3 separate regions of the Homo sapiens genome follow, and regions 1 and 2 are each linked to region 3. A link is a contact called in ENCODE Hi-C or POLR2A ChIA-PET data. All regions are on one chromosome and are shown on one strand. Each heading gives the region's core, a stretch centred on a gene start or an enhancer-like site at or near the end of the contact. The rest is flanking DNA. Distances are from core to core; before and after follow the strand shown.

Region 1 (3,462 bases), core at 288-2,787, 470 kb before region 3:
TACTTGAGCCCAGGAGTTCAAGACCAGCCCTGGCAACATAGGGAGAACATATCTGTACAAAAAAATAAAATATCAGCTGGGAAGCAGTGGTGTGTGTCTGTGGTCCCAGCTACTCAAGAGGCTGAGGTGGAAGGATCTCTTGAGCTCAGGAGGTTGACGCTGCAGTGAGCCGTGTTTGTGCTACAGCGCTCCAGCGTGGATGACAGTCAGACGCTTTAAAAAAATAAGAATAATCTTTAAAACAAAAAACAGGGGAATAGTGGCACACCCTGGGACACAGACTCTGGAGTCATTCTGTCTGAGGTCACATTGTGGATTTGCCATTTACTACTGGCTGGGTTATTCCAGGTGCATTACTCAACATCTCTGTACTTCAGTTTTCTATCTGTAAACGGACTTTCTACTAATAGCTAACTGCTTACAGACTGTTTATCATGATTTTACATACAATATTCAACTTCCCCCTCCAATAATCAATGAGTGACATTATTATTCTCATTCTACTGCTGAGGATCCAGAAGCACATTCACCCATTCCACAAATATTTACCGTGCACCTGCAATGTGCCAGGCATGTTCATGGGTGAACACAGCAAAATCTTTGCCTCTGTGCAGCTTCAGTCTGGGGTTCACAGGAAAAGGAGAAAGATGATAAACAAGAGATACGTACATTACAGGGTAATTATAAAGGGATACCCGCTATACAAGAAAACAGAGCAGGATAACAGAGATAGGAAGTTGGGATTTTAAGTAAGGCAGCCAGAACAGACCTCACCAAGAAGGCAATATCTGAGCAAGGATGTTAAGGGAGCCGGGGGCAACCTAGAATCCACCAGTGGGGAGAGTAAGGCGACTCGGAGAAAGGCGAGGGGCTAATGCATCCGTTCTAATAACTCTGACTTTAACTCGGGGCTAGATGGGGAAACACTGGACAGTTCTACCCCGAGGTGTGACAGAACTTGACCTTCATTTTAAATCGGTCCATCTGTTTAGGCTAGTGAGAAAAAACAATATTTGAACTCGGGCAGTCCAGCTCAGGAGTCTGTGCTGTCGGGATTAAAGAATCAGTCGACACCCCCAGGGCTGAGCCCCGCAGCAAGCGCCCCGCGGGTGCTGGCCCCCAGACTGTGGTTACCGCCATCCTTTCACTTAAACTCCGCCCCGATTACTCCCCCGCTCCAGGGCTCCGCATCCACTCTGCCGGGTCTCCACGAAGCGCTTCCCGGGCTACACATTGCGTAACTTCGGCAGCCGGGCGGAGCCTGCACAGAGGCGGAGCCGCGGCAGCCGGAGAGAACGCCCCAGCAATAGTCGCTAGGAGGAAGCCCCAGGAGCCCTTGCCGCCCACGGAACGCGCCTGCGTAATCCGGGTCCAGGCCGCCGACATTCCAGGACCGCCTTCCGCCCCGCCCCCAATTCTGGGGCGGAGTCCTCGGCCGCGCCGGCGCAAAGCGTCGCCGCACCCCACGCCTGCGCGCTTCGCCCGCCCGGCCCCATCCCCCCAGGTTTTTCGCGTGGGGGAGGGGGCACGTCTCGGCGAGTCACGATGATGGCGGCCACCATCCTGTGGTGAGCTAGCGGATTCCCTGCTTGTCTCGCCGACCCCCTCGCGCCTTCTGCAGACTCCGTGGCTGGCGCTCGGCGCGTGAGGAAGCACGGCGGCCCGAGTTCGCGGGGAAGGCCGCAGTCGCGGAGGCAGCGGCGCGGTCCGGGGCACGGGCTGGGGGAGAGGCCGCTCCGCTGGGCGAATGTGACAAGCCCCCACCCCCACCGCCTTCCTCCCCAGAGCGCGAGGAGCGCGGGCGACCCCGGGGCCCCGCCAGGCCACAGACCCCGCCCAGCGGCCAGCACCCGGCGCAGGCCCGGCAGCCGAGCTGCGCGGCGGCACCATGCAGGTCACCCTGAAGACCCTCCAGCAGCAGACCTTCAAGATAGACATTGACCCCGAGGAGACGGTATGCGCGCGGGCCGGGGGCAGGGGCAGCCGCGTGCGGGCCGCGGGGAGCGCCAGGAGCTCGTGGGGCCGGGCGGCGCGCTCCAGCGGGGGAAGCCCCGGAGGGCGCGATGAGGGCCCTGGGTCCTGGTGCCGGCCCTGGCGGCGTACAGCGGAGCCGATCCTCCTGTCTTGGCCGTGGGCTTTGTGGCAGGAGAATGGGGAAGCAGTGGCCGGACGCCGAAGGCCTGGTGGCAGATGGCGTGGAGCGCACGCCCGCGGGCCTGGGCCTAGGAGCTCGTGCTAGCGGGGCCGGAGGGGGATGGGAAGGTCCAGGCCGTCTCAGCCGTAGAGCCTGGCTTTCTGGTATGGGTGCACAGGTGGGGGAGGGAGACGTAGGCGTCGCCACTACCCCTGTGTGGACCTGGTTAGCCGCTTAGTTCCCAGAGTTGGTAACCCGAGAAGATGAGCCTTAAGAAAAAAAAAAGTATCAGGTTCCGTTTGCCGCCGAGAGGTGAGTGGTGGTGAAAATGAATTTGCCCCTTTCCCCTCAGAATTGTTTACCCTTTTATTTGCAAATGAATCGTTCTGCTGCCTTCCTCCCGCCACCAAACCCACACCCTTGCGTAGATTGCACTTTGAGGCCTCTTTGGTGATGGTTTTAGCTGTTAGAGCTCTTCACAGCCATCCAGGCTCAAACTAAACTTCAGATTTAACGGGTTTTCTGTGTTAGAAATCTTGGAATTGTAGGAGTTGGAACGCTGCAGCCACCCTCCCCCGATGCCCCAAACAGTAGCAGTTCAAGGGGGAAAAAAGAAAAAAAAAACAAAAAACAACAACTTTGAATCCTTTCTGCAGTTAAAGCCTTAAACATTTCAGAAGTCCACATTATACATTTTTCTGTATTTGTGACTGCATAAAGAGACACTGTTGAGGTCAGTACAACTTTATGCCAAGAATCTAAAAACGCTGTGAGTGTAAATTTACTGCTTATGTTCGGAAATACACCGCCAAGATTGTCATAATACTAAGTTTAAACCAGCAGCTTTCTGCCCAACTCTATTTTTAAAAGTAGTTGATTCTATTTTGGGTGGAGATCAGGGGCTTTGGTGTTAAGTAGACCTGAGTTCCATTTGTGGTTTTGTAACTTATTTGCTATGACCTTGGGCAAATTACGGTTAGTTTCATTCTCTGTATAATAGGGATAATACCTGCCTTGCAGAGATGTGAAGATTAGATGGTATGTATTTACTTGGTGGTCAGTAAATGGAATCGATTATTTAAACAATGGATTCCTTTGAGTGGAGATACAGTGTTACGTTTTACTTATCTCATTTAATCTTAAGTTTTGTACATCTTTAATTTTTTAAGAAACAGCCTTTTTGGGATTTTGGTACAAAATTATTTGATTTCAGAATATTTATATGTGGGTGTATGCTGTGTGATTAACTTCTTAAAAGTACAGGAGATCTCAGTTATACATGAGAAACTTTTCAGTGTCCTCAGAAGTAATTGACAATACCCTGTGGA
Region 2 (3,531 bases), core at 24-2,523, 340 kb after region 3:
CAAGGAAGTGAATACCAGTAGGTGAGATCACTGGGGCCATCTTGGAGTTTAAGCACAACATCTCCCATATGGAGTTGTAATGAGGGTTTTTATGTGCCTAGAACATAGCTATCTCTCAAAAAAAAAAATTCTGTTTTATGGACTCATGGGAAGATACATGAGTTTTAGAACCTGAGGAACACACTTAAAAATTTAGAGTATAGTAGTCATCCCGGCACAATTACTATCAAACAAATCTAGTTATTAAATTTCACATCCTGCTGAGGACTTAGCCAGCAATACTAATGACAGCCAAAACTACAGAGCTTCTCATAGTTTCCAATATTTTGTTTACATTGATCATTAGTTTTAATTTTATGCCATCATATATTTCATTTAGTTCAGCAACTCAAAAATGTATCAGTTATTATGGTCACACTTTCCAAGTAAGGACAATGAGCTTTAGGAAGGTTATGTGATTTGTCTAAGGACACACAGCTATCCAGTGATGAAGTGAAGATTCACCCCAGGACTCATGACTCCAAAGTCTCTTCTCTTTTAATTATCTCATGCTGTATTAGTGCTAAGTCAAACTCATTTTATAAAAAATAAAAAGAGAAGAGGAGGGAGCGTCATCAATATTGCCCTTTCCAGGAATTTCTACATAAGCTGACAGCAGTTTCCTTGGGGTTCTCTTTTCTGTGGTTATCAATTGTTAAACGGCCCAGGATCTCTCAGAGCTCATCCAGGTATGTGCATAGAGCCCTGAAATGCTGATATTGCCTTAGGGGGTTATTTGTTTTTTATAGCCCCACAGGCCATAGCTGGTGCATTTGCCTGAGCTTCCTCATCCTTTGTACATATACCCAGGGAGGAGAAGGTGAATAGATAAGATCTTTCAGCCTGCAGATTTCCAGTAATAAAAGCAAATGCTTTCTGTTGAGACCCAGCTGAGACTGGAGGTGGTGAATAAGGGCTGTATGTGTAAGCACTGTAGGCTTCTGGCCAGTAAAGAATCCAGACACAGCCTGCACCCTCCTGGCCTCCTGGAACTCTAAGAGCACAGAAGGACAGGGTACAGACCTATGGAGTATGACACTTATTCCAGGGACTTTGACCTGCTACATTTACAGGTCATGACAGCTTTGATGCTGCCTCTGGGGAAGGGCCACCATTCAACTTGCCAAGAGAAGAACCAAAGGAACAAAGGCATGAAGCTCTGGGATCATGGCTGGGCCAAGTTACTGACAGTACTATTTGCATAGTTCTGGTCACTTTCCAAATTACCTCTCACTCAGCCTCACCACAGCCCTTATCCACAGAGCCACCTGGGGTGGAATGGGAGGGGCTTTTCTTATCCCCATCCAACAGATGAGGAGACTGTGACTCAGAGAGGTGAATGACTTGGGCAAAGTCTAACAACAGTAACCACAGAGTAATGATTTCTAAGCTACTAATTAACTTTCTAACCATCTACCCATAAGGAATTGGCCTGTAGGTTGAAAAGGCATTCCTGAGTCTCTGTATACCACACACCAAGGATTAATATTCCAAGTAATCATTTTAGAATTTAAAAGTGCAATAGTTAAAATAAAGAAAATAAGATACTGGACACGTCTATTAAAGAAAAACATCAGAATAAACACATCAGAAGACTGACTCATTGGGCGTGGGGATCAGATTCCTTCTAAAAGTCATCATGAAGGAGAGTGGAGAAACATTAAGGAATATGGAAGATAGAAATGGAACTGCCAATATTTGAATAACAGAAGTTCAAGAAATAGAGAAGTAGAGGCAGCAACAAAGGGAGGAAAATACTTGGAAAAAATATTAAAGATAGATTTTCTAAAAGAAGAAACAAAGGAAATACGGAAGAGAGACTTTGGAATCAAAGTGTCAAATAGGATTTCAAACCCCAAATAAATGTGATTTAATGGAATTTGAAAACATCATAGAGAAAATTCTATGAGCTTCCAGAGGAAAAGAACTTATCACTTTGCAAAAGGACAAGACTCAGAGATTAACCACTGGTATAAGAAGATGATGGAACAATATTTTTAAAGTATTAAATGACTATAACTTTAATGCTAGAATTTTATAACCTCCAAAATTTTCACTTAAATGTGATGGGACAGTAAAGATATTTTCAGGCATTCAAAACCTCAGTAGTTTTACCACACAAAACTTCACTTTGAAAACCCTCCGTGCTTCATTTGATCCTCACAGGTCTGTGATGTGATGGTGGTTAATACTGTCCTTAAAGGCAAGATTAAAATGGTGGAATCACCTATCCATGGTCACACACTTGGGACTCACAGCCAGGTCAGAACTGTGCAAATCTCCTTTTACTCTAGGATGTTGTCTCCTTGATGAAGCAGAAAGGAAGGTCATATAACTGCTCTCACAGCTTTCCTACCTGCCCTTGCCACTCAAGGGAATTCTAGAACTGCCCCCTGCTTCCCCACGTCCATCTTCTCAGGACTCCTGTTTTTCTACCAGAGAGACAAAGTCAATCTATACAATCTATATAATCAAGGAATGAGAAAACATTCCCTGGGGACAAAGAGAAAGAAACACACAGGCTGAGTTGTGTGGGAAAATGTCAGAAAAAAAACCAGGATGGGAAGCTGCTCTGGGATATAAGGAATCTGTGAGGAATAAGGGAAAGTCATTCAGAGCTATAGAAGATCAGGAATGGTGTCCCACTGATGTTCTCTAAGAAATGCAAATAGAGGTTTTGAGTAACATTGTAGTTGCTTTTCTTTTATTCTTTTCTTTTTTTTTTTTTTTTTTTTCTGAGATAGAGCCTCATTCTATCACCCGGGCTGGAGTGCAGTGCTCAGTCTCAGCTCACTGCAACCTCCCCCTCCCAGGTTCAAGTGATTCTCCTGCCTCAGCCTCCCAAGTAGCTGAGACTACAGGTGAAGACCAACACACACTGCTAATTTTTTATTTTTAGTAGAGATGGGGTTTCATCATATTGAGCAGGTTGGTCTCGAACTCCAGATCTCAAGTGATGTGCCACCTCAGCCTCCCAAAGTTCTGGGATTATGGGTGTGAGCCTGGGATTATGGCCCCTGGCCACAGTTGCTTTGAATTGTTGGAGAAGTATTTCCTTGGAAGTGAAATTGATCTGGGATTGGACTTTGTGGGTTCCTAGATTTGTAAGGAACATACCTATAACTGTGTAATAGCTTATCTGCTGTGGAGCAGACTTCCTTCACAAAAGGGATCCTGAAATAATAATAATAGTAATAATGAAAAGATAGTGACCCTGAATGTGTGCTCCAGTGGTTGAAACCTTTGATTTCTGTCGGGTATGTTAGGGGAGCAGGGAGGTAGCCCACCATCTGTATTTGTCTTTTTTCTCCTTTTGTTTCTACTTAACCATTTTCCATTCCTCATTGCCTTTCTCACTGTGACAATGCTTTATTTCCACAGGGCAGTTTATTGTTATGGACCAAGCAAGGGTCAGGCCAATTTGAGTCCTAATCTCAAACCCTCACTAGTCTTGTCCCTTGATCTTAGATAAATTACTTTTTTTTTTTCCAG
Region 3 (3,471 bases), core at 919-3,418:
AGAAGCCAGTTACAAGGACTTGAGATGCACATCTCTCTGTCCATCCTCTGTCATCTCCTTCATGTCAAGGACACTCTCTGACATGAACTTGGGCAACTCTCTTCGTTCACCAGGGCCTCTGTTTCCAAATTCTTTAAAACAGAGATGGTAACTCCAGGACCCTGGCAATGCCAGTAATATACTCTGAAGAGAAACTATGAGAGAACCCCACTTAAAGGGTGGACATCACTGGTGCTCTCTCATTAAGGTTGAGCATTATTGGACAAACCTACCCACATGAAGGTCAGGCTGGGAGGACTGGAGCAGGTTCTTTTTTTTTAGTGAAGAAATTTTCCATTGGGAGCTTCATGGAAATGATGCTTAATGCCTTTACCACTCTGCCTTTCCAAAGGATGTTAGTCTCCCTCGTGAGAGAATCTATGTAATGTACTGGTGACGTAGGCATCATCAAGGCCTATTATGTCCATTTCCCAGATGACGGACATCCCATTGGAGATGGCAGTGATTGGCAGAAAAATTACAGGCAAAGGCTAGGTCAGAACTCTGAAGCCTGAATTCTGCCCTGAAGGTCATGGCTCTTCTCCAGCAGTAGCTCCAATACAGGCTTCTCAAGTTTACCCAACTCTAGCGCTAACCAGCTCTTCAGAGTCCTTTCTCTCCAATAGTCATCTTTGTGTAAAGAGCCAAAAAGCAAATGTTCCAATTAATGAAAAGGCTCTTCTATAATAGGATTTGTATGAGATCAAAAGGGTTTCTAACTGGGACAGACCTGCAAGCTTGGAGTGCTGTGCTTTTCCAGCATGTGCTGTAATTAATACATACACTGAACATTACATATAATCTGCATATTATTGACCCAATGCACAATTCATATGGTAATGCCATTAATTGCATATTACCTAGGCGGCTTAATGAACATTACATAGGTTTTTAATGGATGTAGTTACTATAATTGAGTTCAATTATATCCCTGCCATGCATATGAGGTCAATAGACTAGCTCGACCCCACAGGGTCTGGGAGAAAGGAAACAGGTGTTTGTAGTGAGGGCAATTTGTGAGCTGGAGCAGAGAGAAGGGAGAGGCCAAGGGCCAGAGATGACTTGCTTGGCTGGGCCCTTTTTAGGGCCCGGATAGTGGTACACAAAGCTGGGTAAACAGCAGGCAGTCTATGCACAAAGGCAGGATCTCCTGCTTGCCCCTCTGCTGTGGGTTTGGAACAGGGCACCAGACTGGAGCCCTGAAGCCAGCCACGCCCACGCTGTAACAGGACACTTTCTTCTACGCTGACCCAAAGCCAATGGGCAGTTGCATCACTTCCTCTGGCAGAGTGGAGGCCACATGATTCTAGCATCTGGGCTTGCCAGGGATGCAGGGGAGCCCTGCCTGTCCATGATGCTGGCGCAGAAGGCCCTGAGCCTGGTGTTGCTTCTTTTCTCCAAATTCTATGTCTGGAGTGGAAGAGGCAAAGCTGCTGCTCCCATATTCTGGGTGCTCACACCCTCTAAAAGAGATAACCCCATGTGGACAGAGAACTAGGGAGTGAAGAGGCATCAGAGTTCCTCATACTTCCCTTCCTAAAAAAGAGAAAGGTGACTCAGAGATGACAAACACCTGCCATAAACTAGGCACTGCTGATGTTACCTACTTTACCCTCCACTGGATTTCTCCCATTTGGTTAAAGTGATACTAAATCTTCAGAGAGGTTAGAAATTTTCCCAAGGACACACACACACACACACACACACATACACATGCACACACAACACAACACAACACAACACACACAGAACTTGTTGAAGGTGGGGTCAGAATTTGAACTCAGGTCAGTCTCACCCCAAAGTTTACAGCACCCAATTACTCCAGGCTGCTTTGTTGCAACTTTGCTGTGTTCCTAGTTTTGAAGGCCACTCCAGAAGGGGTAAAATAATGATGAAAAGGAAAGTTTGATGCAGATATCAGGATAGAAAGAAAAGAAGAAAATGAATGATTTTTTTTAAAATCACAGAGAGAGAATTTGATTTTTCCAGTAACCTTCTTGCAAAGTATACATTTGCATGTCTCTTTTTCTGCCTGTCTTTCCACTCTCATTGACCGCTGATTTGCTAAGTTGGGCTGGCCAGGAATACACTTTCTATTTAGAAAGCAAATGCGGCCAGATTTGGGCCCCGGCCTAGGAGCTGACTCACTTTTGCTGGGATGACACATTCACTGCGCATGTTTCACAATTTTCAGAAACACCAGATTTATTTCTGTCAATACCCAGAGCCCCACTTCGCTGTCCACCTAAGGCCACACACTGAGGCGTTGCTATTTTTTTCCCTGGGGCCTAAATGGATGGGAAGACTTCCCATGCCTGAAACATCACCCTCATTTGTAAGGAGAGAAAGTCTGGCCAAGAATTGCAGTGTTTTTAACCAGAATTTGGCTGGCTTTCAATAGCTTTATGCCAAAGCTGTACCAGCCAGAGAGATGGCTGTGAGTGTGTGTGTGTGTGTGTGTGTGGAGGCGGGGGGGGGGGGGGTGAGGCTTGAAAACAAGGCAAAAAAGGAAGGAAAAAAAAACACGCAGACAGCAGAGAGGAAAGGAGAGAATAGGAGAGAATGAGGGTTGATTAAGTTTGGCAAGGAAGAAAAGAGAAGGAAGAGAGGGAGTTTAAAAAGAGAAAGGCAGCAAGAGAAATAACAAAGGAAGAATCAGGAGAGAGAAGGAGAGATTAACTTACTTTAACTAATCAACTACTATGAGAATGCCAAGCATTGTTGGGGATGCTTCTGCACACCACCTCATCTAATTCTCACAACCACCTTGTGGGTACACATAATGAAGCTTCATTGTTATTAATAAAGAAGTAGGGGGCTCAGGAAGTTGGAACCCTTTGCCCTGAGGCTATACTGATAATACAGGGCAGAGGGATTTGGACCTCCCATCTCTGACTTTTAAAAGCTTGGAGGACTCTGCTTGCCATCAGGGAGCTTCATGGGAGGCCCTGTGATCTGGATGGTCCGTGACAGTCTCCTCTAAGGGGGTTGTTTACACACTTAGACACTAAGAGCTTAAGACTTGAAGGGACTGCTACATATACAAAGCTCTGGATTCAGAGCTATCTGGAAACTTTCTCCAGGGTAAATAAAAACAACCACTTCAACAATGTTGCCAATGAATCTCTCTCCAAAAAAGAAAAGGAAAGGAAAAGGGAAAGTGATGCTATTTTTTCCCCCTCCAAAGTAAAGGTTACAACAACATTTTCTTTGAGCTGATGTGAGAGCAGCCAGCAGACATTTCTTTGGTAACCATCTCCATGTGTCTGTGTGGAAAGTACCTTGCAGTGACTAAGCGTTCGTTGAGGTGATTCACTTGTCACTGCGCTTGGGGACTTTGGACTAGTCCTGGCAGCTGCAAAGTTATTTTCATCGGCTTCTGACCCAGGCCCTCCCTGCAGGGCACAGGTGCCTGAGAATGTACCCCTGTCT

The links. Hi-C counts contacts between places; a loop is a spot of excess contacts on that map. ChIA-PET counts read pairs that join two places held with the same protein, here RNA polymerase II (POLR2A). Pooled maps may share reads with other maps.
Region 1: a loop to region 3 is called in a map of endothelial cell of umbilical vein, with 19 times the contacts of the local background. The contact joins the promoter of RAD23B here to the enhancer-like site in region 3. A Hi-C loop is called at or near these places in 2 of 168 maps with a recorded cell type or tissue (PC-9 and endothelial cell of umbilical vein) and 9 of 50 pooled maps. POLR2A ChIA-PET finds 5 or more read pairs at or near these places in 1 of 52 experiments (WTC11).
Region 2: a map of HCT116 shows a loop between it and region 3 (3-fold over the local background). The contact joins two enhancer-like sites. A Hi-C loop is called at or near these places in 2 of 168 maps with a recorded cell type or tissue (HCT116 and PC-9) and 2 of 50 pooled maps. POLR2A ChIA-PET finds 5 or more read pairs at or near these places in 1 of 52 experiments (OCI-LY7).

The regions. Positions count from the first base shown.
Region 1 is chr9:107,281,742-107,285,203 of GRCh38, forward strand. RAD23B (RAD23 nucleotide excision repair protein B) reads left to right here and starts at 1,538. Exons shown (of 10, transcript NM_002874.5): 1 at 1,538-1,954. The coding sequence starts at 1,889. RefSeq lists an enhancer at 867-1,026 and a silencer at 1,517-2,076.
Region 2 is chr9:108,093,043-108,096,573 of GRCh38, forward strand. The region is part of intron 4 of LOC105376214 (a long non-coding RNA gene); the gene reads right to left. Among named protein-coding and RNA genes, the nearest start is that of KLF4, 610 kb to the left of the region's middle. Within about 2 kb of position 1,274, at least 5 of the 41 ENCODE cell types and tissues checked have a DNase peak (open chromatin) inside an H3K27ac peak, as active enhancers do; they include HCT116 and PC-9, where a contact is called at or near this core.
Region 3 is chr9:107,748,668-107,752,138 of GRCh38, forward strand. All of the region lies in intron 1 of LOC105376208 (a long non-coding RNA gene), which reads left to right. Among named protein-coding and RNA genes, the nearest start is that of KLF4, 260 kb to the left of the region's middle. RefSeq lists enhancers at 2,485-3,212, 3,254-3,353. Within about 2 kb of position 2,169, at least 33 of the 41 ENCODE cell types and tissues checked have a DNase peak (open chromatin) inside an H3K27ac peak, as active enhancers do; they include HCT116, PC-9 and endothelial cell of umbilical vein, where a contact is called at or near this core.